Linked DNA regions of Mus musculus: region 2 is linked to region 1. A link is a loop called in an ENCODE intact Hi-C map of the cell type or tissue named here. Cell type or tissue: left cerebral cortex. All regions are shown on one strand. Links, peaks and the distances in the headings refer to the core of each region. The heading gives the core; the rest is flanking DNA. Region 1 overlaps Cubn (cubilin (intrinsic factor-cobalamin receptor)). Region 2 holds the start of Stamos (signal transducing adaptor molecule (SH3 domain and ITAM motif) 1, opposite strand).

The links. A loop is a pair of places that touch in the nucleus more often than their neighbours do. Peaks named below come from ENCODE experiments on the same cell type or tissue, not always from the same donor. Only the 100,000 strongest peaks of a DNase experiment are listed, where the experiment ranks them.
Region 2: a loop joins it to region 1, with 2.9 times the contacts of the local background. A loop is called at or near these places in 8 of 42 quality-filtered maps.

What each region holds. Positions count from the first base shown.
Region 1 is chr2:13,273,523-13,283,056 of GRCm38, reverse strand. Cubn (cubilin (intrinsic factor-cobalamin receptor)) reads left to right here. Exons shown (of 67, transcript NM_001081084.2): 64 at 1-152; 65 at 2,816-2,981; 66 at 4,460-4,695; 67 at 6,222-6,719. The coding sequence ends at 6,329. All of the region lies in intron 1 of Gm13270 (a long non-coding RNA gene), which reads right to left. Among named protein-coding and RNA genes, the nearest start is that of Gm13270, 6.7 kb to the right of the region's middle. In left cerebral cortex, for the core only: CTCF peaks have their summits at 4,855 (motif pointing left) and 6,993 (motif pointing left); a DNase peak (open chromatin) is centred at 4,791.
Region 2 is chr2:14,065,549-14,075,082 of GRCm38, reverse strand. It overlaps Stamos (signal transducing adaptor molecule (SH3 domain and ITAM motif) 1, opposite strand), which reads left to right and starts at 1,149. Exons shown (of 2, transcript NR_038162.1): 1 at 1,149-1,500; 2 at 4,303-4,750. Stam (signal transducing adaptor molecule (SH3 domain and ITAM motif) 1) reads right to left here and starts at 983. Exons shown (of 14, transcript NM_011484.3): 1 at 747-983. The coding sequence starts at 786. In left cerebral cortex, for the core only: no CTCF peak of the experiment used is centred there; DNase peaks (open chromatin) are centred at 1,393 and 4,418; H3K4me3 peaks cover 1,118 bases; H3K27ac peaks cover 1,035 bases.

The DNA of each region.
Region 1 (9,534 bases), core at 1-8,000:
GCAATCTAAAGAGTCCTGGGTGGCCTCAGGGCTATGCCAATAACCTGGACTGCTCCATCATTCTCAGAGCCCCGCAGAACCACAGAATTTCCCTCTTTTTTTACTGGTTTCAGCTGGAAGATTCAAGACAATGCATGAATGACTTCTTGGAGGTAATACATATTTGCATATAATTTAAATGGATTACATAAGAACATGGATGGATCACTAAGAATTTTTTTCTCAAGATATTAATTCAACATCTCTATTTTATTAAGCTAGTCAGTATTCTTTCATCCTATAAATGCGTACTGAGCAGATTCCAGCTACAGCACTGGAAGCATGGTTGGGTGGCAGTGTCACCGTCTGTCATGGCACCACTCAGCAATGGGACAGAGATTTTTCAAAGGAACATGGATCTGAGTTCCAACCTGCAGGCTGAATGGAATGTCATGGGCAAGGGCCGGTTACCTGCAAAGGTGTTTACACACTGTTCCCCGGGCAGTGAGCAAGCACAGCATCTTGGCTCTGCTAACTGAGTCGACAGATTCCCCGAGGCTCTCTCCATTGGCCTTATGGCTCTACAGGAAAGACTCTGGAAGATGTCCACAGCTTCCACTCCTGACTCAGAGTTTCCTTTCTTCTCAAACTGCCTCTTTGATCACATCCTTAAATGCTTAATCACTATTTTAACTGAGCATACGTTGGGGTGCAGTATGATATTCCAAACACATATATAATATGTATTAATCAGTTCAGAGTAGTTAATATTTCCATATTTAGTTAGCTTTATTATATTTATTCCAAATATGTTCTCCAGAAATTTTGTGGGATAAATAACTTCCGGATTCACGCTACCCCTTTCCTGGTAACCTTTCTTTTCTGTCAGCCTTTTTTCCTGCTACTTTGTAATGCTAACAGATTTCCTGTCTTTCTGGTCACCAGCTCATCTCCAGTGGCCTTGTTTCTGGCCCGCTGTCCCCTGTGTAGAGGACTACCTGGAGGAGAATGGAGTTCCAGTAGATGGTCTCTGCCCATGTGTTCAGCTTCCACAGGCTTCCTCTTACCTTACTATGTAGGAAAGCTCCCATCTCAGATTGAACTGAATCTGCTGTCAAATGGAATCCTTATCGAGTTGTGAATTCCCGGGGAAAGCTCGTGATTCCTCTTGGGGTACTTTCCATGGCAGGAGATGAGAAAAGGGAAGAAATGAAGACACAGAAGCTGTGCTGTTTGTGCTCGTCAGGGAGTTAAGCTCGGATTTACACGCTTACACATCCACAAAACCAGATGTTTGTATAAAACAGATGTGTGCACAAACAAAAAGAGAGGGATGTAGAAAAGGGCTAGAGTCCCTTGCTAACCCCGAGTCATAGTCTTAATCCATCCCTAACTCAAGGTACTAGTTACTGGCCCCACTTAATCTTGGCCGTTTGTCATCTGGATGCTGGAAAGTGAAGACTTACTTTTTAACATTGGATGGTGACAGCCACACCAGCCAGACATCCTCCCTCTTTCCACAGAATGATGGGAAGTTCTGTTACATTAGCAGAGAGAGGAAGCTACTACACAGGCCTCAGAAACACATCTGCCTCTGGAGCTCCAGGAGAGACTCTGAAGGGAGCCCTGGTGTTCTATTACTTTAGCTATGGTGGGAATAGAAGTCTTCCATGAGGATTCTAGTGCATTTCTAGCAGGGAGGGCATGGCTAGGCCCTACCTGTGAATATGCCTCCAACTCCCCTCTCCAATGTACATGCTTCTGCATAATTCATGAGCTATGCCTCATCCTTCTCAGAAAAGTGAATGTGGTAAGCTCTAAGCAGTGGATCTCTCCTCCCCCGATCTCGCAGAAGTGATTTAAGAGAGGATCCCCAAGGAAAGAAACTCAATGTTGAGAGTATGGGGGGCGGGAGCGGGTCAAGCCTTGTAGCGTTCTTAAATGTGTCAGCTATCCCACGTACTGGGAGGGAACTGACCAGTCTGTCCTAGCCAGAGATGTTTTGTTTAAACATTTAAGAGAAGAACCAAGAGTGCATCACTTGCCATTGCCTAGGTATAGAAAGAGCCTCGCCAGCTCAGATGCCCAAGTAAATGTGCACTTCTGCAGACTGCAGTGACTCTAAAGGCTAGCCAGATTCTGGACTATGGAACGATGAAGGGAAGTGGGGTAGCTTCTCACATTGAACATGTACACGCTAACAGCAGCTCTTCATGCAGGTCTACAGGGTGAGGAATATTATAGGCACATGGAGCCATTTACTTTTCCCACAAGGAAAAGATTTGTTTTTGATCTTCGGTGTTCTTTGTTCATTGTGGCCACTTTAAGCTTTCCAGTGGGAAGCATCCTTCCCCCGGCCCCCACTGTGATCCCAGGAATAAAGTACAACTGGAAACAGGCCAAACAGTGGTGCCCCTTCCCCCTTGAAAGTCCACTGTGCATTCCTCAAAATGTGTGCACACATAACACTCTGTAGGATCATGGCACCGGCTAGTATATCACAAGAATGTCAGTATTTCTGAGGCTATACTTTATCAGATATTTCTAAATCCCAATGCAAATGGCGAGTGCTGTAAATTCTTATATGTCTTCATCTACAAATACTTGAATATGTAAAGCCCCATTTCCTATTCTGGAGTCTGAGTGGCCTGACAAGAATAATGGGAGTCTCAGGCTAGCTTGGGCTAGCCCAAGCTAGCCCAAGCTAGCCCGAGCTAAGAAGGTGATACTGTCTCAGAAAACAAAACCAAAACAAACCTACTGGATTTACCTCACGTGTTAGTGATGAGCTGAAACAGAGGTGATCGGATGGGTAACCAATGGTGGGTTTTCACAGGTAAGAAATGGCAGCAGCAGCAGTTCACCACTGCTTGGCAAGTACTGCAGCAACCTGCTGCCCAACCCCATCTTCTCTCAGAGCAATGAACTGTATCTGCACTTCCACAGCGATGACTCAGACACCCACCATGGATATGAAATTATCTGGGCCTCCTCTCCTACTGGTAAGATGCTCACTCTGAGGGAAGCTCCTGTGGGCTGATGGGGTGTCCACCACAGGAAATAACATTACAGGAAATAGGAATGCGGCCTTCAGCACATTAGGTCTGCGCCTGATGATTTTCTGTTAAAGACGCAGATTTCTTAACAATGAGAGTACTGAATTTTCAAAATCCTACAATTATTTATCATTTCTTTGATGTAAAAGACTGAAATTTTCATATAAAAGGTCTGACAATGTAAACATTCCATGTAAACATTATTTTTGTTCTTCGGATGGAATACCCAGGAGTTCTCTTTGAGAATTCAGGAAATGAAATCACAGGACAAGTCAGGGCCAAATCTGTGTGTGTGCAGGCAGCTGGCTCTATCCACAATGAGCAGCGGGCTGCACATGTGACCGTGTGTATGCACGTCTCATGGTATGTGTCTATGAGAAGCTCAATCCTTCATGGTTCCTATCATTTGGTGGCAGTCCTGTGTCGTAATTGCTACTTCAGGGTGATAAATGTCTTCTTGAATTTTTGGTCCACTGTTCATTAAATAGCAGGGAATTTAAGTCACATGAACACATTTAGATCGAGAAAAGAGGGATACCTCCAATACTTCAATTTTATAATATCTGGGAACCTACAAAATAAAAATCATGAAAGGAATCTTTTAAGTATATTAAGGGATAAGAGAGGGTCCCATTCAATAATCACAGAAAACAAAATCTACACACGGAAGGAAGCCCAGTCATTAACTTCCCTGATTGGTGAAAAGGAGGAACCGATGAATGCATTGGCCATGGCCGCAGGCCTGCACATGAGGGAGTGAAGCCGTAAGCCACTCTGACCTACATAGTAAGAACTGATCTTGAAGAGAGAGGGAGAGAGAGAGAGGGAGAGAGAAGGAGAGAAAACTCCATGCTCCAGGAAACATGGCTAACTCTATCTTTACACGGGAAGTTGGTTACTTGAGGAGAGACTTTGATCTTGGGACCCATAGGCACCCTGTTGCTATTACACACCAGAGCCCCCACAGAAAGGTGACCCTGCTCAAGGCATTGTACCAGATTTAGAAGTTGAGAAGGTCTTAGAACTGCTAGAGTGGGCCTGATGAGTTTTGTTGTAGCATCTAAGCTGTGACGTCAGACGTCAGTCGTCAGTCTGGGTGTGCCACAGAATGTGAGTTGATTTTCGCAGTCATTAATATTTTCTATGCTCAGGGAGTCTGCTGTACCCTCAAAGCATGCAGATGGAGACTTTTCTCTTGGGGTAACTATTGTATTGTTTTCCAGTTTGTTCCTAGCTTGAGGTTAGCAAAGAATAGTCCCGGGGGAATTACCTTGGGTCACAGCCACTGGGAAAGGACTATCCAGTGGGGATGGGCCCGGAGGGGCTCTCAACCAAGAGGAGGGTTTCCATGTTGGGCGCTTTCTACCTGTGTGGGAAAGCAAGCTGGATGCTAAATGGAACCTTTGTCCATTCTTTCTTTGCAGGCTGTGGAGGGACTCTTTTGGGCAACGAAGGTATATTAGCCAACCCTGGCTTTCCTGACAGCTACCCAAACAACACTCATTGTGAATGGACCATCGTTGCTCCTTCTGGAAGGCCTCTCTCTGTTGGGTTTCCCTTTCTCAGTATCGACTCTCCAGGTGGCTGTGACCAGAACTACCTCATACTCTTCAATGGTCCAGATGCCAACTCACCACCCTTTGGACCGTTCTGTGGCATCGTGAGTAAACAAACAAGCTATTTTACATTTCCACATGTAAAATTTCACATGTGATTTTTTAAACAGTGACGGTAACGGTAACTACAGGCACATGCAAACCAAAAAAAGAAAAAAAAAAGTTGTAATTCAGTGGCTTTCTATTTTGGGAGTATGAGCACCATCTAGTGGCAGATATGTCATATTACAGTTACCACTAAAAGCTACAGAATCAAACCTTACCAGGGAGTTAGGGCACTGTTTTTAATTTTTCTCCTCTTTATTCGCACGGCCCTTTGAACCAAACAAGGCAAGAATTATATCACTGGATGTCTAGAGAATTAAAAAAATATAAAACTTATTTTAAAGCTTGTAAGATTTTATTTTTAGAAACATTAGAAAGTACATCGTAAGTTTAAAAGTTTGAGAATTCTATGTATTCACCACTTACCTTTCTTTGAATACATATACACATTTGCATATTTGAGCACACGTATTTTCATATCTGAATGCATACACATATCTGCATCTTTTAAACTGTTTATAACTTACCGATCCTCCACTAACACCTTCCCACATTAATGAAGAAACTTTTTTGATGTATTATTTCCCATGTACCTGAGTGCAGCCTGGATTACTAAACAAAGCCTCTGGGTTTCGAAAGTAACTTCTCCCCAACTATATCCACCATTACAGCTCTGGGGAACATATCTTAATATGGGAAAATCAGTTACATGGGGAAAGAATTTGATCTTGGGACCAGTAGGCACCCTGTTTGCTATTATATGCAGGATAAAATGAGAGATAACTTTGTTATCTTTGTATGGCTCCTGTGTGTAGATTTGAGTACCTTCCAAGCAGTCAGATCTATTTGAAGCCACAGTTGGCAGCCTGTGCTGCAGGAAGAGTTCACTCTGGACTTTGTAGATGAAGGACAGAGGCGCTGGAAGGTGGATGACTCCCTCTTGTAGCTCAGTGTCATCTCAAATCCAAGGAGATAATGGATACGCTGTATCCATTATCAAAGTATACTCCTTTCCATATGTAATGAGTTTTCCATTTATTTTATTAACATTTCACAATGTTAACCTATCATATAAAGCATAAGAATAAAAGAAATAAGAACTAAACGCTAAGGTAAAGCGCCAGCAGCCTGGCGGTTGTGTGTGGGTCTGCATGTGCTAACACCAGCAGCCTGGCTGGGGTGGTGTGCATGCGCTGACACCAGCAGCCTGGCTGGGGTGGTGTGCTTTATGGCACAGCACTGATGCGTGCCATTGTTCACATTAGTTCAGATACACAGAAGATAAAAGACCAGTGAGGCCCACCATTACCTCCCCAACCATCGCCTTGCAGCCTTCTGTCTCTGGAGGCATTCTGTTGTATTAATTAATGCACTAATTATTGGTGTGTCACAGTTAGAAATATATGTTGCTTCACTCTTAGAACTTCTATAGAGTTTCTATAGGTAACACTTTAAGTATGCTGATATTTCTAGAAATATGTTTGATTTAAAAAATAACCTTTCTTCCCCTCCTCCTCAATTGCAGGACACTGTGGTAGCACCCTTTCATGCTTCATCAAATCGGGTCTTCATAAGATTCCATGCGGAGTATGCAACCGTTTCTTCAGGATTTGAAATAATGTGGAGTAGCTGAATCGGGAGAGCTGTGTGTAACCCCTCTGGCTCTGCCCCGCGCCGTCAGACGCAACCCGCAACCCTGCCCAGAACTCTGTGGTTCTCATCCCCATCTCTGCCCACGCCATCAAACACGGACTGAGCTTCTATGGCCTTTACAAGAGAAAGTGTATGACCAATTTTTTTACATTTGGTGTTCTGAAGGCAGAGCCTGGTGGTGTTCCACTCAGGTGTACATGCCATCCTTACTGGATGCACCATTTAGTGGAGACCTTTTAAAACGTTCTTTAAAGGGTAGAAATTATCCTGGCACACTGATGTACATTTCTAAAAGTTGGTGATACAAATAGCTGTATGGTTTCCACTATACAAAAGTCAAAGTACGGGTAATAAACATTTCTTAAAACCATACAGTTCCATTGTCTCCATTTTTAACCCATTGCGATCAGGTTTTCACTGTGACGTGCGCTCGAAGATTTATTGTGGCCTCTGAAACTGCTTCCCAACACGAACTCCGACTTCTCCTCCTTGGATTTGTTTCCATCACACTGAAAAGGGCATGGTGGGCCATGCAGTAGGAGCATGTGCAGTACCACTCACTTGGCAGAAAACCAGGAAGTGAAGCACTTTAGCGCCCCAGTTCCTCCTGCCCAGGCTTTTATGGCCTCCCCAAACAGCGCCACCAGCTGGAGAACAAAGGTTCTGCAGCCCCCCAAACGGCTACACCAGCTGGCACCCAACTAACTGTTACAATCCAATAGCCATGAGGGGGCGGGGCATGTCAGATTCAAACCACAGCACACTAAATTTTCAGAAAAAAATCAGCCTTACTCTCCATTGCACAGCGACTGTTCCTCTCTTTAGCTTTGCACACACCTTTCTCACACAACTCAAGCCCTGGTATTCTGCATAGCATACTGCCCACATCATACAGAAATGCATCATACTTCCAGCCTGGTAGTTACAACTCACACAGGCCATCAGTTCTTATTCTATGTGTACTTTATTTAACAACTTCATGTTACCTTTCAGGCCTTATTTCAAGCTACTGCCGTAACAGACAAGAAACCCATGAATATTTGGTTGTAAAAGCTGGCTGTCTCTGTTTAAAAGGTGTTAGTAAAAGCAAATTCTCAAAGAAATAATGTTCCAAGAAGGATCATGCTCTAGTCCTGAAGCATATTTTGTGTATTTCTATTCAAGTTAAGCCAAGAACACAGAGCATTTTTGTAGACAGTTATATTATTAACAAGCATAAAAAATGCACAGACCCTTGCATATGCCAGCTCGTCCCTGAGCGGTGGGGATCACAGTGTGGTGCAGTTGTGTATCAGAGTGTGTCACCTCAGGTGCCCTAGCTCTGCAGCTTTGTCAGGACTGAGAGCATCCTACAGCATGTTGTTGCCTCCAGGTGGGTAACTAAGAGTGGTACCCACTACTTCACTTCCAGGAGGAAACCAAGTGCTTTCAGAGATTGCCACCGTCTCCAGCAGATCAGACAACTTCACAGAAAGAAACTTAGTACAGGTTAATCACGCTAAGCAAAGTCTTAGAGACTTGCGCTGAATGAGAGTGTTGCTTCAGCTGACTTCAACACTCAAATACTGAAGAAATTGTTTCTGTAGGGAACAGAGCGGCACCAATGAAGTATCATCGTAAACAGCTCTGCTTCCCATTAGCTATGCATATATCTAAAGTGTGTGGATAATGCTGTATTGGAAATGTGGTAAAGCAATGGGTAACATCATTAAATCCAAAAGACCCCGACAAGCTGAACAAGGGACCAATTGCAAGAAGACCATGGTGTCATCCATGCATGAGGCCATATTGATCTGGCTTCTGGGAACTTCTCATGTCTTAAGACAGAGCAAGATCACTCATTCACCCCCACAAAGAGAGCAAGCACAACCAGGGTTTTCTTCCTGGTGAGGAGTCCTTTGAAAACTCAGAGTCCATTCCCCCTTTGCTGTGCATACAGAGCTTATGTTTTTGGGGTGGCTACTGTCTGACCACCTAAGTATGTCCCCTCAGGCCTAGACGTCTACCTTTGAAATATTGTAGAGCTTTGCCTCTTTTTTAAAAAAATAAGTTTTCAACTTTAGAATTACATGATAATATTGAGTAAGCGTTCTTCAATTCTATAGTCACACTTCCTGGACATAGTAGTGTGCATCTTGGAAAAGCATGGATCCTTCTCATAGATACTTCGTTCTGTGGAAACCAACTGAGATAAAGCTCTCTCTCTCCAGGGAGGCCCTATCTCCTATTCGCTAGGACAGGAGCCTGTGAGCGATTATTCAGATTCAAATAACAAGGGCTATAAACCCCGAGTACAGTCCGAGAATGAACTTAGCTAGAGGAAATGGATTTGACAATTTTATTTATAGCCAGCCCTCAGAAGATCTGATGATAACCCATTTACAACTTGAGATTTGTGAACACCTGGAATGCAGGAGTCTTGGGCATGCGCTGAGGTCCCCTACTTGTGGGAGCTGATGTTAACTGCATCTGTACAGTGTCGGAATTGAGATAAACTGTAGGACGCAGCTGGTACCTGCTGGAGAATGGTTTGGGATGTGGAAATGGCCTCCTCCAGCAAGTTTTGGCAGTATAATGTGTTGAATGTTATAAGAGTAGCAAAACACAGTTTATTTTTTCCTTCTCTCCAACAAGGGTAAAACTAATTTCTAGAAAATTCAGAGAGTGGATGGAAATGTGTTGATAAAGGTGTTAGCATTCTATCTAAACTCCACCCCACATTTACCTGGTAACAGCCAAGTATGCTCCTCCCCACAGTTACCTGGTAACATCCAGGTAGGCTTGACCCACTATAAAAGGGGCTGCTTGTCCCCTCCTCCTTCTCTTGTTCTCTTATCTCTTGCTTCTCTCTTGCTCTTCCGTTCCCCATTCCCTTCCATTACCCATCTCTCTGAGTGCTCATGGCCATGGGCCAGCCTCTACTTCTCTTCTCTTTCTCTTCCTCTCTCTCTCTTTCTCTCTCTCTCTCTCTATCTCTCTGCTACTCTCTTAACTCTCCTCCCCATACCTTGAATAAACTCTATTCTATACTATACCCTCGTGTAGCTGGTCCCTTAGGGGAAAAGGATGCCTCTGCATGGGGCCACTGAGACACCCCCTGCCCCCCATGCCTCACCACACCCCCATAGAATATACCCCCTTTTTCTTTATCTTTTTATAAACACATCAAAGGGGACTTGTTTCCC
Region 2 (9,534 bases), core at 1,042-9,041, 790 kb before region 1:
GAAATTCAAATCAGGTCTGAAAAATAGATAGCTAACCTGTTAAATTGGTATGCTTGGTACCTAATACCAATGATTCAGACAACAAAAAATTTAGCATTTCAGACCCCATCCTAGAATCAAAATCCTCTTCCACACTTCCCCAAAGGCAGAGGCCCAGCCTGAAAAAGGCATCCCAAAGGCTCATGTCTGCGTTTTCAGTTGTTGCCAAGTAATCCATCTCCATCTCTTCCAACATTTCAACCTACCAGTACGTAACCAGACCTCTCTCCTCCAGGGACCGTTATAGGGCTATTTAAAAAACCCTTTAAGTAACCTTACCTAAAACATTCTGCCAGTTCCATTGGGCCAGGCAAATACTTTGGCGATAGAGCATATAATCAATCTGCTTAAGCCAAGATACGTCTGTCCTTCGCTCTTCTCCCAGAAGCCATGCCCCAGCGGCAGATGGCTTCGTCGTCTGTTCCTCCCGAGGCAACCCTTTACCCCGAATCCCTTAAGCGATTCCTTCAAAGCTCCCCCTCCCCAAGTCCCTTACCAAGGCCCATTAGAGAGGTTCTAAGTCCCATTTCTTCCAAAGAGGATGCGCCAAGCGCTCAACCCTCTCCCAACTCTGAACGAAGGGGCCCCGGGAGAGAAGAACGTGGGCTCGGCCTCGGGAATCCAGAATGAACGAACGCAGTGGGACGGGAGTCGGCGCGGGCTCGCAGTCTCGGGGGGCACCCACGGGGGGCGGTGAAAACACTTACCAACATCCTGGTCGAAGGGGTTGGTGGCAAAGAGAGGCATGTCCGCTGCGTGCCGAGGTGTCCCCGGGGACTGCCCCTCGACCCCGCGGCACTCTAGGGGTGACGGAGAAAGGAGGCCCCTCAGGTACAAACACAGCAAGGGCGCCTGCCTGCCAGTGCAGGGTCCCTCTCAGCCCCTCCTCTCACCCACCCCAGCAACAGAGGCGGCGGCGGCGGCAACAGCCGAGAAGCGGAACAGGCCCCCGCGCGGGGCGTGTCGGGAATGTAGGCGACTTGAGCGCTGCCTGAACACTGCCCGCTCCGGGTCTGGCCAGAGCCCGCCGCCTCCGCCGAGGCCCACGCGATGAGCCGCCGCTGTCTCTTCCTCTGCTGAGTTCCCGCGTGCCCGTGGGGTTAGCGGCTAGGTTCTCGGCTTTTCCATGTCCCCGGGCGTCTCGGGAGGACGAGGTCCTTCAGGCGCACCGAGGCCGACTAAGAGCCTCTAGAGTGAATAAGAGACTGGGAGAGGGAGAGGGTTCAGTTTGGGTCCAGCCAAACCCTTAATTTTTAACTCCTTGGGTTTATTCGATGGGTTGTTGTGATGTTGCAATCCCTCTAGAAAGTCAGGCAGTCCTTTGGGTTACCCGAGGAAAATGTTGAGCGCGCTCGTCGAGGGTTCATGGAAGTTGCTGGGATTGGAGTCATGTGAGCTGGTGGAGCTGGCCTGAATCCCTTGGAGGGAGTGTCGAGGCGCACAGCCTCTCGAGAGGCTGAGGTAACGCTGGCTCATTCCCCAGCCTGAGATCAGAGGGAGCCTTCCTGGGTGTGGGCTCCGACTGACTAAACGTGCAGTCACTGAGTCCCTGAGAAGATTAGACCTTCTCAGCCTGAGATAAGCACGCACACCCAACGGCAGAAATTGAAAAAAAAAAAAAAACACACACACACACATGAAAAATGGAGCCAGACATTGATGAGGACTCTTGGCAACTTAAAATGTTGATTTGGTGATCTAATTTGTACATATGTATGTAACGCACGCCCCCTCCCCAGCTCCCAACACACACACACACATTGTCCTCTAAATCATGTGAAATCTAAAGAATCATCTCTTGGAAATATTACGTAAAGTTAGCAAGTCGGTCTTGCACATGCACTGAGATTCGGTAAAAAGTGCCCAAATAGGGACCCTTACAAAAAGGGAAGCTTATAAACATGTCAACAAGATTTGTATAACAGTACAAACAGCTTGCTTACTAAACAGTTAAAGTCGAATTTTGGAGGAAGAGGAGCAAACTAAAGCATCGGTTAACGTTTTCAGTCATTTAAAACTAAAAGAATCCAAGGGATGGGAAACAAAGTTGCCTGATGGGGTATAAATTACAGCATTCTTAAGAGAAAGGATGGGAAGTATATAGCCAGCTTTTGGAAATGTGCCTCTGGTTCCAGTTATTCTGAATTTTAAATCTTACAGTCTTTTAAAACATGAACCAAGATATTAATGGCAGCGTTGTTTACAATATCAAAGTTTTGATGACCGCTAAACTGTCCGACATTAAAGAGATTGGACAAACTCCTCTGTCTGTTTCCTCATAAATAAGAAACGGAAATGACAAACCATTGAAGATGAAATAAATTACTAGAAGCAAATCCCCTGTAATAGTGTCTAGCATATAGTAAGCACTCAAGTGGAATCAATAGTTATAATTGTACTTATTTGGCCATTGAAAGTAAGAGCATAGATGTGTATTTACATAGACATCTGAGTGGATAAGAGTTTAAAAGGCTTTAAAGACTGACTGAGGATGAGCCTCAGTGATGGGGTACTTGTTTAGAATGTGAGAGGCTCTGGGTTCTGACCTTGGCACTGAAAAAGAAAAAAAAAAAAGCCTTCAAATATATGTGAAAAAATTCTACAATTTTAAACAACCTGAACGAAAATATTTTCTGAGTAACTTAATGAGCATAATTTTTCTTTCAAAGGGGTGGAGTTAAAATATAAAAATGTGACAAATGTCAGACATTAACGCCACCATTTTCTTAAGATTTTTGAAGTGCTTTTGTGTCATTATGAGAAGTATAAAATCTTCCCACTATTGGTATGGGAAGCAGAGCATCGTCTCTCAATAGACTTTTCTCTTGATTACTGCGCTGACAGAATTAAGTGTCAACTTATCCATTTAAAATGATGGGCCAGTGCCTTAAGTACCTTATCATAATTGCCCTGACTCAGAGCCAGATGGTTATGAAAATATATTTGGGCATGCTTCTAATCCAGTAATAAAATCAAATTGTTAGGTTGTTACCTAGCAAAACACTACTTTTCAAATTTGAATCATCAATATGTGAAAATCAGAAATAACATATATTAGTATGGATAACATTAACCATGTATTCTGACATAGAAGAATGACTTTGCTATTGGGGATCTTTATTATGTAATATGCTATGAAATAGAGGTTTTAAAAATAAGAAATGTTATATGTACAAGAAAAGGCAAATATAAAAGGTGGCATGGCTTTGTATTTTGGGGTTAACTTGCCATATTACCTAAAATACTGAAATTACTCATTTTATTTTTAATAACAGTTTCTTAAAAGACATTTTAGAGACTTGATTTCACATTAAAATGTTTCTATAATATGTTTAATAAATTCCACAGTTAATTTTGAAATGTCATATCCCTTTAATTAAATTGATTTTTAAAACTGTTCTATATTATAAACAAAGATATCTGTGTGTAAAATGGAGTAGCTTCTGGAAATTTTTCTGTTATTATAATAACCCAAACTAATTAATACACTCAACCTATCTGTTAACTACTTTATATTACATACTGATTTTTCTAACATATAAATATGATATCATTCCTTCAAAACTCTTATATGATTTCTCAATCAGCCAATGAGTCAATAAATATTTATTAACTCCTTATACCTTTGAGGTATCTATATGTTAGAAATAATATAGGATACATATCAGGAAGAGAGTCCTTAAGTTATTGTCCGATTATGGGTGTGCAGAGAGTCTCCTCCCTTCAAAGTCAATTCATTTTTTAAAATAGAGCAAATGTAGAATTCTTAAGAAAAAGTGAGAAAGAATGTTTAAGAATGGGAGGCGCTCTAAGGGAGGAATATTTAACCTTAGTACTACCATTACATCCTTAATGCATTGGACTTGCTTGCCCCTTCACTTCATATACTCTAGTTTTTTTCTGAACTATGACAGCAGTCCAGATGTCCCATGCCTCCCACATCCTTAAACAAACAACTTTTACCACTTTTCTTGTATTTAGAAATCTCTGGACCTTCTCTCAATCTCCACTTAGGAGACACTGACAAAAAGCCTTTCCAAATTCAGTACGTTATAAATAATGATACATCATAAGTTTTTGCTAATTAATTGACTGGTCACTTCTATCACAGCAGTCAGTGGGGTGATGTTTGTTCCACATATTGATTTCTACATAACACATTCTAAGTGTAGCCTTTTAGTGTAAGAACAATAATTTATTTTGCTTACGAATCAAAAGTTTTGTCAGACCTCACTATGAACAGCTTGCCTCTCCTCCTTTCAGCATCAACAGGACTACTACAGTGACTGGGATCACTACAGCTCGTTTTCAATATTTAACAAAGTTGCTCAGAGTCTGTCTGGCAATGGATGCTGGAAGTTGGCTGAGTCACTGGGGCTGTCTGCCGCACCAACTGCACAGAACATGCTATGTATCGGCTTGGCTTCTCCCAGCATACTGAATGGACATAAGTCAGAACGTTTCAAGAGACAAGAGAACGCCTCACATTCCTTAAACTGTGGACCAGGAAGTGGGGAGAGGGTCACTTCAATCATACTCTATTGCAGCCACAATGACTTTCAACAAATCGGCGTAGAGGGCATGTTTAAAAGCTACCACAATATTGGACCCAATGTTTAAGCATTTTATTTCAAATCATTTATATGCATTGGCTCTTCATAATTAGTAGCTCCACGACATTTATTAAATGGAATAAATGCAATCTGCTAGGATTAAAATGGCATATTATAATTACTGGCCATAAGGAAGTAACAAAATCTGTGCTTTATTGTAAGCAAAATAAAACTGGGGAAATTCATATGTTATGGATTAGATTGAAATGTGCCTTAAAGGCTCATGTATCCCCTCACTGGTGATGCTATTGAAGATGGTGAGATCATGAGGATGCTAACCTCATCAAGGGATACTGTTCATAGCGGAACAGGAAGTGAGGTCTGGTCAGAGGAAGTATATCTTCAAAATCCCTTCTTTATCTCTCTAGCTCTGCTTCATGGCCGAGGGGAAATGGCAGCTTTGGCTTCTGCTTCTCACAGCCCAGAAACAGCAGAGCCAACTAGCCATGGTCTGAGGCCTCTGAGGTATGAATTAAAACAAATCTTTCCTCCATTGAGGTTGCTTATGCCAGATGTTTTGTCCCAGGGATGAGAAAGTCAGACTGTAAGGTGTGGTTGATTTCCAACATGAGCCAACAGCAGTATAAAGCAAAGGCCAAGGAAGCAGGAAATGTGCATTGAGCCACATAACAGCCAAGAGCTCTGGCAGGCCCACAGCTGGATTCTGAACTGTAGCATAGAACCCAAAAATGACTCCCAAGTGTTCATAATGTACTTGTGATGGTTTGAATATCCTTGGCCGGGGGAGTGGCACTATTAGGAGGTGTGGCCTTGGAGTAAATGTGGCCTTGTTGGAGTAGGTGTGCCACTGTGGGCATGGGCTATAATACGCTTGTCCTAGCTGCCTGCAAGCCAGTCTTTTCCTAGCAGCCTTCAGATAAAGATTTAGAACTCTCAGTTCCTCCAGCATCATGCCTGCCCAGATGTTACCAAGATCCTGCTTTGGTGATAATGGACTGAACCTCTGAACCTGTAAGCCAGCCTCAGTTAAATGTTTTCATAAGAGTTGCCTTGGTCATGGTGTTTGTTCACAGAAGTAAAACCCTAAGGTAATACTGAAGAGAAAGAAAAAAATCAGAATTGGGGGAAGCTAAGAGACTAGTGCACAGTTTAGAGGTTTCTACCCACGCTCATTCATTCGTCCTTCTTGACATAACATATCTTTGTAAGAGCCAGTGGCAAAACAGAATCACACATTCAATGGTAAGATAGCAAAAGACAGGAAGTATCTGGAGTCCCACTATCTCCTCTGCAGGGCCCTAGTGACCTGAAGATCTCCTGATAGGGGTCTACTTGCTAATATTTTCACTACCTCTCAATAATGTCAAGATGAGGACCAAGCCTTTAACATATTGATACTTGGGGAAACACATGGCCCAAACTGTAGCACCCAAGGGGGGAGTGGGAGGGGAGAAGAAGAGGAGGGAGAGGGAGAAGGAGAGGGAAAGAGAGAGAAGCTTAGCATGGTGGCATGCCTTTAATTCCAGCACTGGAGAAGTAGAGGCAGGCAGGTCTGATTTCAACACCAGTGTGCTCTACAAATTGAATTCCAGGACAGCCAGAGCGGTTATACAGAATAACCCTATCTGGGAATGGGGAAGGAAGGGAATGGGGCTGGAGAGATGGCTCAGTGATTAAGAGCACTGGCTCTTTTTCCAGCAAACTGGGGCTCAAGCCCCAGAGCACAAATGATAGCTCACAGCTGTTGGTACTGTCCAGTTATAGGGTATCTGGCACCTTCATATAGACATACATACAGGCAAACACCAAGGCACATAAAGATAAATAAATTTTAAAACTATTTTAAGTAAAGCACAAAAGTGGCAGGAGATTTTGAAGTCTTGGGTAGATGGATCATAGTTATAGCATCTAACAAAGTCTAATGTCTAATCTAACAAACTAATGTCTAATCCAATCAGAAATTATGACCTACAAGGAGATCACGTTAAATATAAGAATATTCTATGAGACATGGGTTGGGGAGATGATTCGGTTGCTAAAGTGAATAATGAGAATCTGAATTCATTCCCCAAAATCTACATAGAGATCAGGCATAGCAGCTCGTGCCTGGGATCCCAGCACTGGGGAGGCAGAGACACAGGGGTCCGTGAACTTTTGTTTTGAGCGTGGTGATGTTTTCGGGCCTTGGCATGGTGATGCCGGAGTTTAATCCTAGCACTCAGCAGGCCAATCCAGATCTCTGTGAGGCTAAGGCAAGCTGAGTCTACACTGCTAAAGGCCAATCTCCAAGTATGAGAACCTGAATTTCAGTCCCCAGAATACACAGACAAATCTGATATGGAGAAACATAACAGCAGTTCAGAGAAGGCAAAGATATGCAGGTACCTGGAGATCACTGGCAAGCCAGACTAGCCAAGATACTGAGTTTCAGATTTAGTAAGAGACCCTGTATCAAAAAAGGTGGAAGACAAACAAGGAAAACAATGCACACACACACACACACACACACACACACACACACACACACACACACGCTGATGATTTTGTCTTTTACTGTCTATTGTAATGCTAAGTGCTGGACCCCAAGACCTGAAGTTTGCACATAGCCCTTGGGATCCTGGCCCCAAGGTAATTCTGATTAGTGAATAAAGATGCTGTCAGCATATAGTTGGACAGAAGAGACATAGGTGGGGTTGAAGTTTCACAGCCTCCGTGGAAGAAGAAGAATGTGCAGGAAAGGAGAAGGAGAGCCTCCATGGGCGAAGGGCCAAGAGAACGCGTGTCCCAGAGGGCTGCCCAACTGGCTTAAGAGCAGCCCTAATGGACCAAAGTAGAGTCTAGCAACATGGAAGGTAGGCAGCTGCCCAGCTATTGTGATATCAGAAGCATATTAAAATATATAAAGTCTGTGTGTGTCATCAGGGAACATAAATGGTCTAAGGTGGGGAAGAAGCTTCAGGCTGGAATTATTAATATTTTTACTACACACATAGAGAGAGAGAAAGAGAGAGATTCTAATGTATGGGCTGATATGAGCAAAGTACAATGTAATATGTATAAAGTGTCATAAACTATTCTTGTATGCCAACTACATAATTTTAAAATGAAAAGCTTAATGCCTTCAGCAATAATAACTTATCTTCACCCTCTGAGAGGCAAGCAAGGGCAACAACAATAACCGACATAGTCATGGGAGTCTTCCAGATTCTGTTGACCAACTCGAAGCATGGTTTCTCATATCTGGGACTGAGGGTTTTGTTAGATAGCCTATGGTTCTTTAAAAAGCATTATCACTTTAAAATATGTCTACATCTATATTTAATATATATGTACTATATGTTTTATACTTATATTCATATATCATATATTTATAATACATTTAAGTATATGTTCTTTTATATACAAAATATTTTAAAATATATTTACTATATATAAGACATATAGTAAATATATATACATATATTTCAAATATATATATTGGAGTTGCACTTGCCTTTAATCTCAGGACTCAGAGACAGAGGCAGAGGGCTATCTAAGTTTGAGGCCAGATGGTCTACAGAGAAAGTTCTAGGAAACTCAGGTATACACAGAGAAACCCTATCTCCAAAACCATATATATATCCCAAAAAGAAAATAAAAAGGGAAAAATATGCCAAGTCTAATTTGTGTTGCCATATACTCACTGAAGCATAGTCAAACTCCCAGTGGTCAGCCCCCTAAAGAAAACTGAGTCTAGGGGGCTGAAGAGAAGGCTCAGCAGTTAAGAGCACTGACTGCTCTTCCAGAAGACTCAGATTCAATTACCAGCACCCACATGGCAACTCACAACTGTTTGTAACTCCAGGATCCAACACCTGCACACAGGTATACATACAGAAAAACACCAATGCACAGAAAGAAAAAAAAAAGAGTCTTTCCCCCATCTCCCCACCCTCACCCAGAAACCGTCAGCTGTGAAAAGCTACACTTCAGCATCACAGTCATAAATTTTAAGGGCTCTCTTCAATGGCTTCTTATCTAGACTATTTCTTTTTATATAGGGGTCAGTGGCTGTCACAGAAGACTTCAGTCTCTCATTTTCAACTGTGAGTCTGCAGTCATTGATACCACTGCAAAGGGAGCTTCCTTGCTGGTCAGCATGGATCATAGACATCTGCCTGGTTTCTGGCAATGGTCCAGACCATGGAAATCCACTCAGTCTCTGGTGGCAGCATAGACCACAGACAACAGAGCTCCCGGTCACAGCACTACTCCCCTCTATAAAACTTTTTCCTCCACCCTGTGGTCCTTTTTGACTTTCCTTGTTTCTGCACTTACTACAGAGTATACATTCACATCTGAAGATCTGGAGCTGAGAAACCACTGATGAGCAAGAACATATGATTTTCTTCTTGGATGTGTGCTAATTAATCCAGTATATTTTCTAGTTCCATCCATTTACCTGCAAATTTCATTGTTCCATTTTAAAATGCACATTAATAATTAACAATATAATAAAACAAAACCTTATCAGAACAGTACAAAACAAACAGAAGGAAAAGAGGTCAAGCAAAGGCACAAGAAGCAGACAAAGAGACTCATTCACAAGCACAAAACTGGAAACCATACTATATACACAAAGAAGCTGAATGAAGGGAGGGAGGGAGAGAAAGAAAGAGAGGGGGAGAGAGAGAGAGAGGAGAGATGAGTATATAAATAAAATTTTAAAAAGATAAAATTAGTGGTGGTACAGAACTTGTGGTAGTGGCAAACCAATGACTGATTCAACTTGAGACCCATGCCATGAGAGGGAGCCCACTCCTAAAACTATCTGGAGGGCCAGGACCCAGAGGCTGAATAGCCCAGAGACCTAGGATAGAACCAAACACATCTGGGAGAAAAATTAATGAGATGATGCCTGATGATATTCTGCCATAGTCAT